Linked DNA regions of Homo sapiens: region 1 is linked to region 2. A link is an interaction called in ENCODE POLR2A ChIA-PET data of the cell type or tissue named here. Cell type or tissue: MCF 10A. All regions are shown on one strand. Links, peaks and the distances in the headings refer to the core of each region. The heading gives the core; the rest is flanking DNA.

Region 1 (5,373 bases), core at 224-5,223, 86 kb before region 2:
TGTTTCCTTCATTTTTTTTTTTTTTGAGACAAAGTCTCACTGTGTTGCTCAGGCTGGAGTGTAGTGGCACAGTCTTGGCTTACTGCAACCTCCGCCTCCCAAGTTCAAGCAATTCTCCTGCCTCAGCCTCCCGAATAGCTGGGATTACGGGCACCTGCCACCATGCCTGGCTAATCTTTTTATTTTTAGTAGAGAGGGGGTTTCACCATGTTGGCCAGGCTGGTCTCGAACTCCTGACCTCGTGATCCGCCCACCTTGGCCTCCCAAAGTGCTGGGATTACAGGCATGAACCACCGTGCACCCGGCCCTCCTTCATTGTTTGTAAGAAAAAAGGCTTAACTCTGACTGAGAATACAGTCCTACTGCAGCAATGGCTCAGGGTTACTTTGGAAGGAGACCCAGGATTAAGCATGGGCTGGTTTTGACCAGAAAAGGCTTGGATGGGTCTGGAGGGAGGGGTCTGAACAGCTTGGGCTCCCAGTAACAGGGCTGATGCTGCCTTGAATCAGTGAAGCAAGGTTCTAGGCCCAGACTCCACATGGGGGCCTCTCACCATGAGCATGGGGTAGATTGTATTGGCCATAGTTGGCCACAACATCACCCATCCCATATGGTTTTCTTACGCTGTGACCTTGACTCTCCTTCTATTGAGCAGTGGGGGTCTATGTTCCTTCCCCTTTGTGACTGTCTTGACAATAGAGTGTGATGGAAGTGACAACATGTGGCTTCCATAGCTAGGTCATAAAAATGCATTTCCACCTAACTCTCTTGGAGCCCAGCCACCATGCTGTGGGGAAGCCCAAACAGTCTATGCAGAGAGACCCCTCAGAGGGGCCACGTAGAGGTGCTCTGGCAACAGCCCAGCTGAACTCCCAGCTGACAGCCAGTGTCAATCCTCAGACCTGCAAGTGCAGATGCTTCCAGATGATTCCACCCTCCAGCCATTGAGTCACCCTTCAAGTGTTCCCAGCTGACATCACGTATCAGGACAAACTGTCTCTCCTTATGCTATGCCTGCTATCCTGACCCACAGGACCCTGCGAGTTTTACACCACGAAGTTGTGATGCAGTGATAGTAGCCAAACAGTGTCTTGCCAGGGTCTGCCCCACCCAAAGTTCAGGGCAGCTTCTGTCTTCCTATGGGCGGCTTCACCCCCCTCTCATCACTGGACCTCACCCAGAACATTCCTTCATTGTCCAGGTGAAGAAACAGGATCAGAGGGATGAGGGACTTGCCTAGAGTCCCACGGCCTTCCGTGGTTAACTGCTTTGCACAGGGGAAGCTCTGATTCAGTCAGATCCCTTAGAGCAATCAGCAAACTGCAGCCTGTAGATTGGCCTCGGGACCTGTTTTTGTAAATAAAGTTTTACTGCAACACAGCCATGCCTATTCATTGATAGATTATCTGTGGCTGCTTTTGAACTACAAAGACACAGTTGGTTCTGGCCCACAAAGCCTATTATCTGTCCCTTTACAGAAAAGGTTTGCAGATAATTCCTGCCTTAAAGATGTAAGGAAGCGGCAGTCCTTTCTAAAGGCTCAAACCTCTCCAAGAGACAAGTTGAAAATTTTTTTAGCAAAGAGCTCTAAGGAGGTCTGGGTTCTAATCTCTGCGCCCTCTCCAAGCCTCAGTTTTCTCCTCTATGAAACAGGGCAGTAACTGTTGCTGCTAATTGAGAGTAAATTAGGGTAAAGCCTCCCCTGTGTGCCAAGTGCCAGCATGCAGCAGGCCCTCTTGTGAGCCCCTGCCCACCCCCTTTCCTTCCACCCAGAGAAGTTTCTGGCATTCAGGGAGGGCAAGAATGGAGCTGGAGCCCCCAGGGAAATTAGCTCATCCGCCTTGGTGGCTTCACCTCATTTAGGATGTTAATTAAATAGATTTGCATAATGTGCTCACTGAGGTGTTATTTTACTTGCACATTTAAATCATTTAATCATCTGTGTTTTCCCCTCTCTTAATCATGATGATGCCAAGATGGGGAGGGGGTGGTGGAAGAAAGAAAGGAAGCTATGTGTCTCCAGGTCTCTCTGTGTCTCCTTTCTCTCTGTCTCTGTCTCTCTGTCCGTCTCTCTTCCTCTCTCTCTCTCACACACACACGCACATATGCAAACACATTGACAAAATGCACTCAGGTTTGTAACCCCAGTGTCCAATGCATCCTCCATCTCCATCACTGGACTCCAGCCACACCGGCCTTCTTGCCATTCCTTACACATCAAGTGCATTCCTGCCCCAGGATCTTTGCACTTACTCTTCCCTTGGCTTTGTATACCCTTGGTGTACTCATTCCCCAGATATCCACATAGTTTCCTCTCTCACTTCCTTTAGGTCTTTACTCAAACGTTACCTCTTGAAAGAGGACTTCCTTGACCTCACTGTCTTATTTAGCAGTTCTGTCCCTCTGTATTTTCCTGCAAAGTACTTATCACCGGCCAATATTATGTATACACATGTTTGTTTATTTGTCTGTTGTTGGACTCCCTCAGCAGAATGTAAGCTCCACAAGGGCAGGCCTTTAATTTTTGGGTTTTGTTCTTTTGCTTGTTTTTTGTTTACTGCTGTCTCCCCTAGTGTTTAGAACATTGCCTGGCACATAGCAGGTACTCAGTAAATATTTGTTGAATGAATGAACACGCATGGAAGGTTTGCAGGCCCCCAAAGGATAAGCTGTGATACTGTGAGGTTACAGGCTGCCCAGGGATGCACACCAAGCCGCTGCCAGCTCTGAGTCTAGCAGCCAGTCTTGCTATCACGCAGGCTGGGCTTTCTCCAGAAATGGAGCCATTTCTGCAATAGCTCTGAAAGCACTGACGCCACGTCAGCTTCCCCTGAGGGCTGACATTTCTCAAGCAGCCTTCTGGGGAACTGGGCAGTTGTTTTGCAACTCAGGCATCATACGTGGGGTACCCTAGGGGCCAGGCTGATAAGCCCCAGAGGTCACAGTCTGACCACAGAGGGCACAGGGAGGAAGGCTCTGGGGTCACAGGGCCAGAGGTCACTGAGAGTCCAACAGCTGCTGTGCCCACTTCTCAGTGGATATTTTGAGCCAAGGTCAGAGCTGGAAGCCCAAGCTGCTTCTGCGTGCTTGCATAGATGAGGAAACTGAGGCTCGGTGAAGGGATTCAGCTTGTCCAAGTCTCCTGAACAGGACTGGCCTCCCCCAGGAGCTCCTGGGGCTGAGAGACCCTCATCAGGGAAGCTCTGGGTGGCTGGCTGTTCCCACTGTCTGTGTTGTGTCTCTTCCCCCACTAGATCTCAGCTGAGACGTCACTTCCTCAGGGAAGCTCTCCTTGATGCCCTCAGTTTACATCAAGTTTTTCTGTTCTCAGAGAACCTCCCTCTTTCCTTTCAGAGCTCACATCTCTTTGCAGTGATGACCTGGTGTCTGTCTCCCAGCCAGCCTCTAAGCTCCATAAGGGGAAAGACCAAGCCAGGCTGTTCTGTTCACCGCCCTGCTCCTGAGCCTAGCTCATAGTGGGTGCATAGTAGGGTCTTGAGGACTATTTGTTGAATGAGTGAGCACAGCATGTGCAAAAGTGTGGAGGCGGAACAGTACGGAAGCATTTTGCAGACAGCGAGGTGACCACAGAAACTGGCCAGGTCCTGGGATGGTTGCTCAGCTCCTCTGTGCACCTGTAGATCCTAGGAATCCCTTTCTGATCTCCAGCACAGCAGCTCCTGATATGCACTTATCCCCAGCAGCCTGCACCTGTGTCTCTGTCGTGGGCTGCCCCAGCTGCCAGAAGTCCTTTTGCCTGGACATAGAGGGAGCTGGAAGTGCCCGAAAACTGATGCCTCCTCTCATTCCCTTGGGGGTACAGCCACTACCCAACGACTGCCAGGGCAGGGGCAATAGAGACTCCAGCTCTCTTCCGCCTCTGCCCTGCCTGAGGACTCACCTTGCTGGCATTCCTGTACTTGGCCTCCTTCCCTTCCCTATCTAGCATCCCGCCTGGCTCTGGTGTTTCCTGTACTTGGCCTCCTTCCCTTCGCTACCCAGCATCCCGCTTGGCTCTGGTGTTTCCTGGGGTCACTCCCTAATAAGCCACTTTCACACAAATCCTGTCTCAGAGCCTGCTTTGGGGTCCCACCTGCAACAGCCCGTCCCACTGAGGACCCCTTTCACACCTGGCTGAAGCTCGGATCAGATACCCCTGGATCCAATCCCAACTCTACTTCTGAGCAGCTGTAGGATCCTGGGTGAAACTTCATTGACCTCCCTGACCTCCACAGCAAACAGTGTGGCAAGAATTAGAACCAGTATTTGTGGGAAACCTGATCCAGGCCAGGCCCTTATCCAGGGATAAGTGGTCATCGTCATCATCATCATTTTCTAACTCTAAGCACCTAGAATTCCACCACCTGTTCAGCCTCAAATGGGAAACGTGGGTTCAGAAAAGCAAGCACCCTGGCCCTGAGCCGTGGACATGCCATGAACTTGGAGGTCTTATTCCAGGAAGTTCCAAAGAATCTGCCTGGTCTCCAGCTTCCCCGCCTCTGCTCCCTGTTCTTGGCCCAGCCCCCAGCATCTCCATAACCTCCTCCTGACCTTTGTCAGAGCAGAAACCTAAACATCAGGGCTTGGGGAAGCCCCAGAAGATCCACATGGGTTGGACTCACTTCGTCTTTCCCCAAGCCTCCTTCAGGGTGACTGGCTTCCCAGCAGTTCCTTAAAGAGGCTGCACTGTCTTGCCCCACCAGGCCTTGGCACCTGCTGTTCCCACTTGCCTACCTGGCTAACTCCTACATATCGTTTAAAAGATAGCTCCAACATCACCTCCTCCTAGATGCCTTCCCTGACCATGCTCTTTCCTAGGTTAGGTTTGGTGCCCTCTTTCGGGATCTATGTCTCCTGTTCTTGACCCAACAACATGGAGCTGGCTACATTTGTGCATATTGATAATTGCCTCTTGTCTTGTCTGTTTCCAGGAGAATTGAGACTGGTTTGTGAAAAGCTAAATCCCAATCACCCAGCATAGCACCTGGAATACATTATGTGGGCAAACAAATGTTTGATGAATGGATGGATTGATGGATGGATGGATGGAAGGATGGATGGATGGATGGATGGAAAGATGGATGGATGGCAACACCAAGCCACCTCCACATCTTCCATCTAAGTTTGTTCCTCCATGTGAGGGAGTGGTGAGTATGACTGCTCATTGTGGGTTTGACTGTTTGTGTTTTTATTTTTTGCTTTGTTTTGGTTTTCCCTTTTTCTAAGGAAATGGTTTTAGTCCTGAGGGCTCTGTCCTAACTCTCTTGTTACCAGGAAAGTGTGGACCCTGGCATCACAGGAGCATCTGTTTGACACACTCCTCTTTGGGGGTGTTCCAAGCATACCCTGCATTCTCCCAAGCCTCTCCTCTCC
Region 2 (5,373 bases), core at 159-5,158:
CTCGAAGCAGCTCCCCCAAACCACTGAGGCACCACATCCATCATGCTCCCCATGGTGGGGCCAAGGAAGCAGAGCGGATGATCAGGTGGACTCTGGAGTCAGAGAGCTCTGTGCGTTCCAGCTGCACAAACCTGGGCCTCGGTTTCCTCCTGCAGCATGGCGCTGATGGGCATGCCTACTTTGGGAGGGTTACCATGAGGATTAAACAAGATGGGGATGGCACCCAGGAGGTGCGCCTTGCCTGTGGGCCTGGTTTATCAGCAGTCTCTGGGGTTTAGGGGAGCTCCTCAACACCTCCCTCTGGACTCAAAACCATAGGCCCAGGGTCGGGAGCTGAGGAGTCAAGGCAGCCCTGACCCCTGCCAGGAACACAGGCCGATCAGCTGTGCCGGCTCTACTTGCAGCTGGTGCATCGCGGGCAGATGCAGGGAGGCAAAGCTGCTAATGAATCAGTCAGTTTCCAGAATGTCCCTCCTCCCCCACCCCCCGCCCCCCACAACAGAATGCTCCTGCCCTGACAGGTGCCACAGGAGGGCTGAGGCCCAGCTGGCAGCAGACCCAAACGTTGGTTGAACCACTGGGTAACTCTGTAATGAACGGTCCCCCAAGCTGGAGGCACTAACCTTGCTGCCCACCTGAAAGTCTGGGCTCTGGGGTTAACCCTTCCCTTCCCAGCCCCAGCCCCAAGAGCTCAGCTCGTGGCAGAAGGGCTGCACTGATTACCCATTGCTGCTGAACTAATGACCCAAAAACTTAGCAGCTGGAACTAATAGTGGTTTCTCTGTTTCTGTGGCTTCGCTGGGTGGTTCGGACTCAAGGGTTTTCACGAGGTGTTGGCCTTGGTTGTGGTCATCTTAAGGCTCGGCTGGTGGAGGGTCCAATTCCAAACTCATTTACTACCTGTTGGCAGGCCTCAGAAGAGCTATCTCCAAGATCATCTGTATGAGTTCAAGGTTACAGTGAGCTATGACCGTGCCACTGCAGCCTGGATGACAGAGTAAGAAGAAAGAAGAGAAGAGAGAAAGAAAGGCAGAGGAAGGAAGGAAGGATGGAAGGAAGGAAGGAAGGAAAGAAGGGAGGGAAGGAAGGAAAGAAGGAAAGAAGGAAGGAAGGAGGGAGGGAGGGAGGAAGGAAGGGGAAACATCTGTTGAATTGAAAAAAAGATTTAAGTCCTTGTGCAGCTGATAAAACTACAACTTTGAAACATAAATTCGTTGGAATCACAGAACTCCGGGGCTCAAAGGGGACTCAGAAACCATCCAGCCAAACTGATTTTCTCATTTTCAGAGGAGGAAACTGAGGCCCACAGACAGGAAGGACTACCCAGGCTGCAGTAAGTAAGGACAGAGATGAGAGGCCTCTGGGGTGACCCCTCACCTGCTGTTTTCCGTCAGTCACAAGCCCCATCTACCTTCTGTCACCACCTAACCTTCACCACTGGCATTTGACAAATGCTAACAGGTCACTCCATCAGCCATCGGCACAAATGCTGGAAGTCACTGGGAGGCCTCCTTTCTGGTAAATTATTTTCTCAGTTTTGGAAATACCTAAAGATGCACAATCAGTCTAGAAAATAGGCCGGATGCCGTGGCTCAAGCCTATAATCTCAACACTTTGAGAGGCCGAGGCAGGAGAATTGCTTGAGGGCAAGAGTTTGAGACCAGTCTGGGCAACATACAAAGACCCTATCTCTACAAAAAATGTGAAAATTAGCTGGGCATGGTGGTGCTTGCCTGTACTCCCAGCTACTCAGGAGACCAAGGCCAGAGGATTGCTTGAGCCCAGGAGTTTGTGGTTACAGTGGCCTATGATCATACCACTACACACTACACTCTAGCCTAGGTAACAGAGTGAGACCCTGTCTCTTAAATTAAAAAAAAAAAAAAGAAAAGAAAGAAGGAAAGAAAGAAAACAATCATTTACCCCAAATCAAGAACCAGCTCTGCTTTGGAAAATTCTCCACTGTGGGTTTCTCCCAGGTGGAGGCCTAAACTGGTTGAGCTGGCAGGGGCCAGAGACACACTAGGCTAATTCCAGAAGGGGTAACAGGCCAGAGAGGGACAGAGACTTTCCTGAGGTCACACAGGTCATCAGTGTCAGGGCTGGGACCAGAACCAAGGCCCCTTCACCCTCAGGCCAATGGCTCCACACAAGGCTGCAGGTGGCAGGCCAGGATGAACTTGAAGAAAGCTACAGACTGTGACCCAAGGCTAACAGATTCTTCTTATAACAAGGGGTTCTTACTGAGACCGCGGTCAGCTGCGCAGACTCCTGCCCTAGATACTCAGCAGAGAGTAACTCTACTTGCAAAAGTGGCAAACTGGTGTTCCAACAAGATCCAAATTAGTTTCCAACATTTAAAATCGAGAGATTCTTACATACAAATCTAGGTTTTCAGCTTCCTTTTAGAAAAATCGGACAATCTGGCGATGCAATCCGGCATGCCAACACCTGGTTGACCTGAGCAGTGGCCGTCTGCAGAGGCAGGCACACCATCTGTCTCTCCTGTCCAAGTGGGCCAAATTCCCTCCTCCTCACTGCCTTCTCAGCCTTTGTAGGCATTGAAGGTTGCAGCCCCTCTTCTACTTAAGTTTGCAGAATACCCTCTATAACATACTTCTCAGGTAAGTGGCTTCTTTTGCTGCCTCCAGGGACCAGGAGTTCACTACCAGTCTGTTCCATTGTTGGCCGGGTAGATGATGGTGGGGGGAGCTTGACTGGAACCACAGCATCTCTGAAACCGTGTATAACAGGTCATGCTATAATGTAATCCCAGAGCCTAATAAACTTTATTGCCTCATAACCAGAACTCTCTGTGCTTGTTTTGGCTGAGGAGATAAGAAATCTACCACTAGGAATGACTTTACAGACTTGCAGGCCATTCAAATAAAGTCCAGACACCACTGCATTCCGGGTAAACTAGGGGCCAGGTCTGGATGGCCTTTTTGAGGTTTCAAAGGCAACTATGGCAAATATCAAGAGAGTTTGGAGGTCCTACCTACTTTGGGTTCTTAAGCAATGACAGCTCTCATATAAATTACTTTCCCATGACTCAGGCCAGGCTGAGCTGACTCCTGACCTTGCCAGGAGCTGTCATCACCATCCCTGTGTCATAATCCATGGGAGGAAGCGGGGAGGGTCTCATAGCAATGTCAGGCCACTGAGCACTTCATCAGGAGGCGGCCTGGGAAATTTGAGCAGACACTCTTTATAAAGTTCTTGGCAAGCTTCAAAGTTTGGAATGTTAAAATAGCAATGGCTTTGTTCCTACCACACTTATCAGCAGTCCAATCTCAAAGCCAACAGAAATATTAGTCTGGACCATTGGATCTGGGAGGGGCCTTACATGCTTCATCTCATCCCATTCTGCACCTTAACCAAGAAGCTCCTTACAGCACCCCAGCCGAGAAGGGTCAGCCAGCCTCGGTGGGGCCAACATGTCTTCCTGGTCATGGGGCAGAAGCCCTCCCCACTGGAACATCCGTCTCTTGCCCCAGTTTTAACCTCAAGGCAAGAACCATTTTTATGCTCCATCTTCATCCAGAGCCATTGAGTCCCACTGTCCTTGCTTTTTCTTCACTTACAGGTTAAACTGTTCCCCATCATCCATTCCTTCCTGGGAGAACTTGATTTTGAGGCCTGGCCACCCTCCTGCAATTGGCCAGGGTCCTTCTCCAGGATCTTCTTACAACAGCTGTGACCTTAAGCGGACACAGTTCATACTCCAGGACCTCCTGATTGGGTCCAGCTGTGCCCCATCTCAGGCTGTCACTCTCTGAGTTTACACAGATTGTTCTGTATCAGCAAACAACTTGTATTGATTTGGCAGATATATAGCTTGTTACTTGAGCAATAGCAATTCATGAAGTCCCCATAACCTTATGAGATAGAGCCTATTATTATCCTTCCCAGTGTACAGATGATGAAACCAAGACACAGGGAAGTGAAGTCACTTGGCCAAAGAGCAGGTTAGGTAATGAGATCCAGACTTAAACTCAGATCATGGGGGTCTGGAGCTGCTGCCTGTAAGCATCCCAGTGCTGTCTCTCATTGCAGCTGTTCATGTTAAACATGGGGAGAAGGCTTCCAGGGAGATGCGGAAATACTTAGGCCTTCTTGATACGTCAGCCCCATGCCAAGCAGTGATTTGTCCCAAGTCACCCAGTTCTGCAGTGATGGAGTTGGGACTTCAACTGGGTTCCAAATTCAGGGCTCTTTGCCCAAGACAAGAGCATGTGAGTGGACTAATCTGATTTAATTGAAGTAGAAACAAATCCTCCAGGGTAGCAATGTCACAGAGATCCTATCCAGGGAAGCAGAATGCATGTAACCTGGCTTTGAGCCCGGATGCAGATCTGACAGGCCACAATGACACAGTGGGCCCCTGGGCCAAGGAGAGGAGAACTGCCCAATCTAAGTATCTGAGAGTTTGAAATAGCACATGTTAGGAAATACACAGAAACCTCATTAATTCAGAACCCAATAACTCAGAAGCCATCATGATCTCTGCGGGCTGAAGTGCATATCACATTAATCTGGAGATCGGCAAACTCTTTCTTGTAAGGGGACAGATAGTAAAGATGTTGGGAAAGGCAGACACAGGCTGCCGGCCCTTGTGTGGTTGCATAAGAGCCTGCCTCTGGCCTGGAATATTTCCATACAGGAAAGTAAAGAACCCTCAAAGCCTGTGCTGGGTATATCACCTCTCTTGGAAATGTCTTTTCCTGTTCTGGCCTTGATGTATACTTTTTTTTTTTTTTTTGAGACAGAGTCTTGATCTGTCACCCAGGCTGGAGTGCAATGGCGCAATATCGGCTCACTGCAACCTCCGCCTCCCGGGTTCCAGCGATTCTCCTGCCTCAGCCTCCCAAGTTGCTGGGATTACAGGCACCTGCCACCACGCCCGGCTAATTTTTGTATTTTTAATTTTTTTAGTAGAGATGGGGTTTCACCATGTCAGCCAGGCTGATCTCGAACTCCTGACCTCAGGTGATCCACCCCCACCTTGGCCTCCCACAGTGCTGGGATTACAGGCATGAGCCACCACGCCTGGCTGATGTGTACTTCTTTAGTCTGCTTAGACACGGGTGTCATATGACACCTGGCCAGCCCACTGCTGTATGTGTTCCTGGCAGAGAGGGAACAGGAACAGAGTCCCTCACCTGCAGCACAAAAGAGGGGCTGCAAGAGTGCAATAGTGAGCACTGGTTCCCAAGTGAGACCCGCTGGCCATGGGGGACTGATGCTATTTTTTTTTTATATTTTAAGTTTTAGGGTCCATGTGCACAATGTGCAGGTTTGTTACATATGTATACACATGCCATGTTGGTGTGCTGCACCCATTAACTCATCATTTAACATTAGGTATATCTC

Evidence for each region. ChIA-PET counts read pairs that join two places held together with the same protein. Peaks named below come from ENCODE experiments on the same cell type or tissue, not always from the same donor. Only the 100,000 strongest peaks of a DNase experiment are listed, where the experiment ranks them.
Region 1: POLR2A ChIA-PET joins it to region 2 with 10 read pairs; 5 of 35 experiments call an interaction of 5 or more read pairs at or near these places.

What each region holds. Positions count from the first base shown.
Region 1 is chr20:38,194,280-38,199,652 of GRCh38, reverse strand. No RefSeq gene overlaps it. Among named protein-coding and RNA genes, the nearest start is that of TGM2, 32 kb to the right of the region's middle. In MCF 10A, for the core only: no CTCF peak of the experiment used is centred there; a DNase peak (open chromatin) is centred at 2,802.
Region 2 is chr20:38,107,780-38,113,152 of GRCh38, reverse strand. LOC124904899 (a long non-coding RNA gene) reads right to left here and starts at 3,135. Exons shown (of 2, transcript XR_007067580.1): 1 at 2,618-3,135. RefSeq lists an enhancer at 601-1,100 and a silencer at 3,072-3,366. In MCF 10A, for the core only: no CTCF peak of the experiment used is centred there; DNase peaks (open chromatin) are centred at 3,102 and 4,632.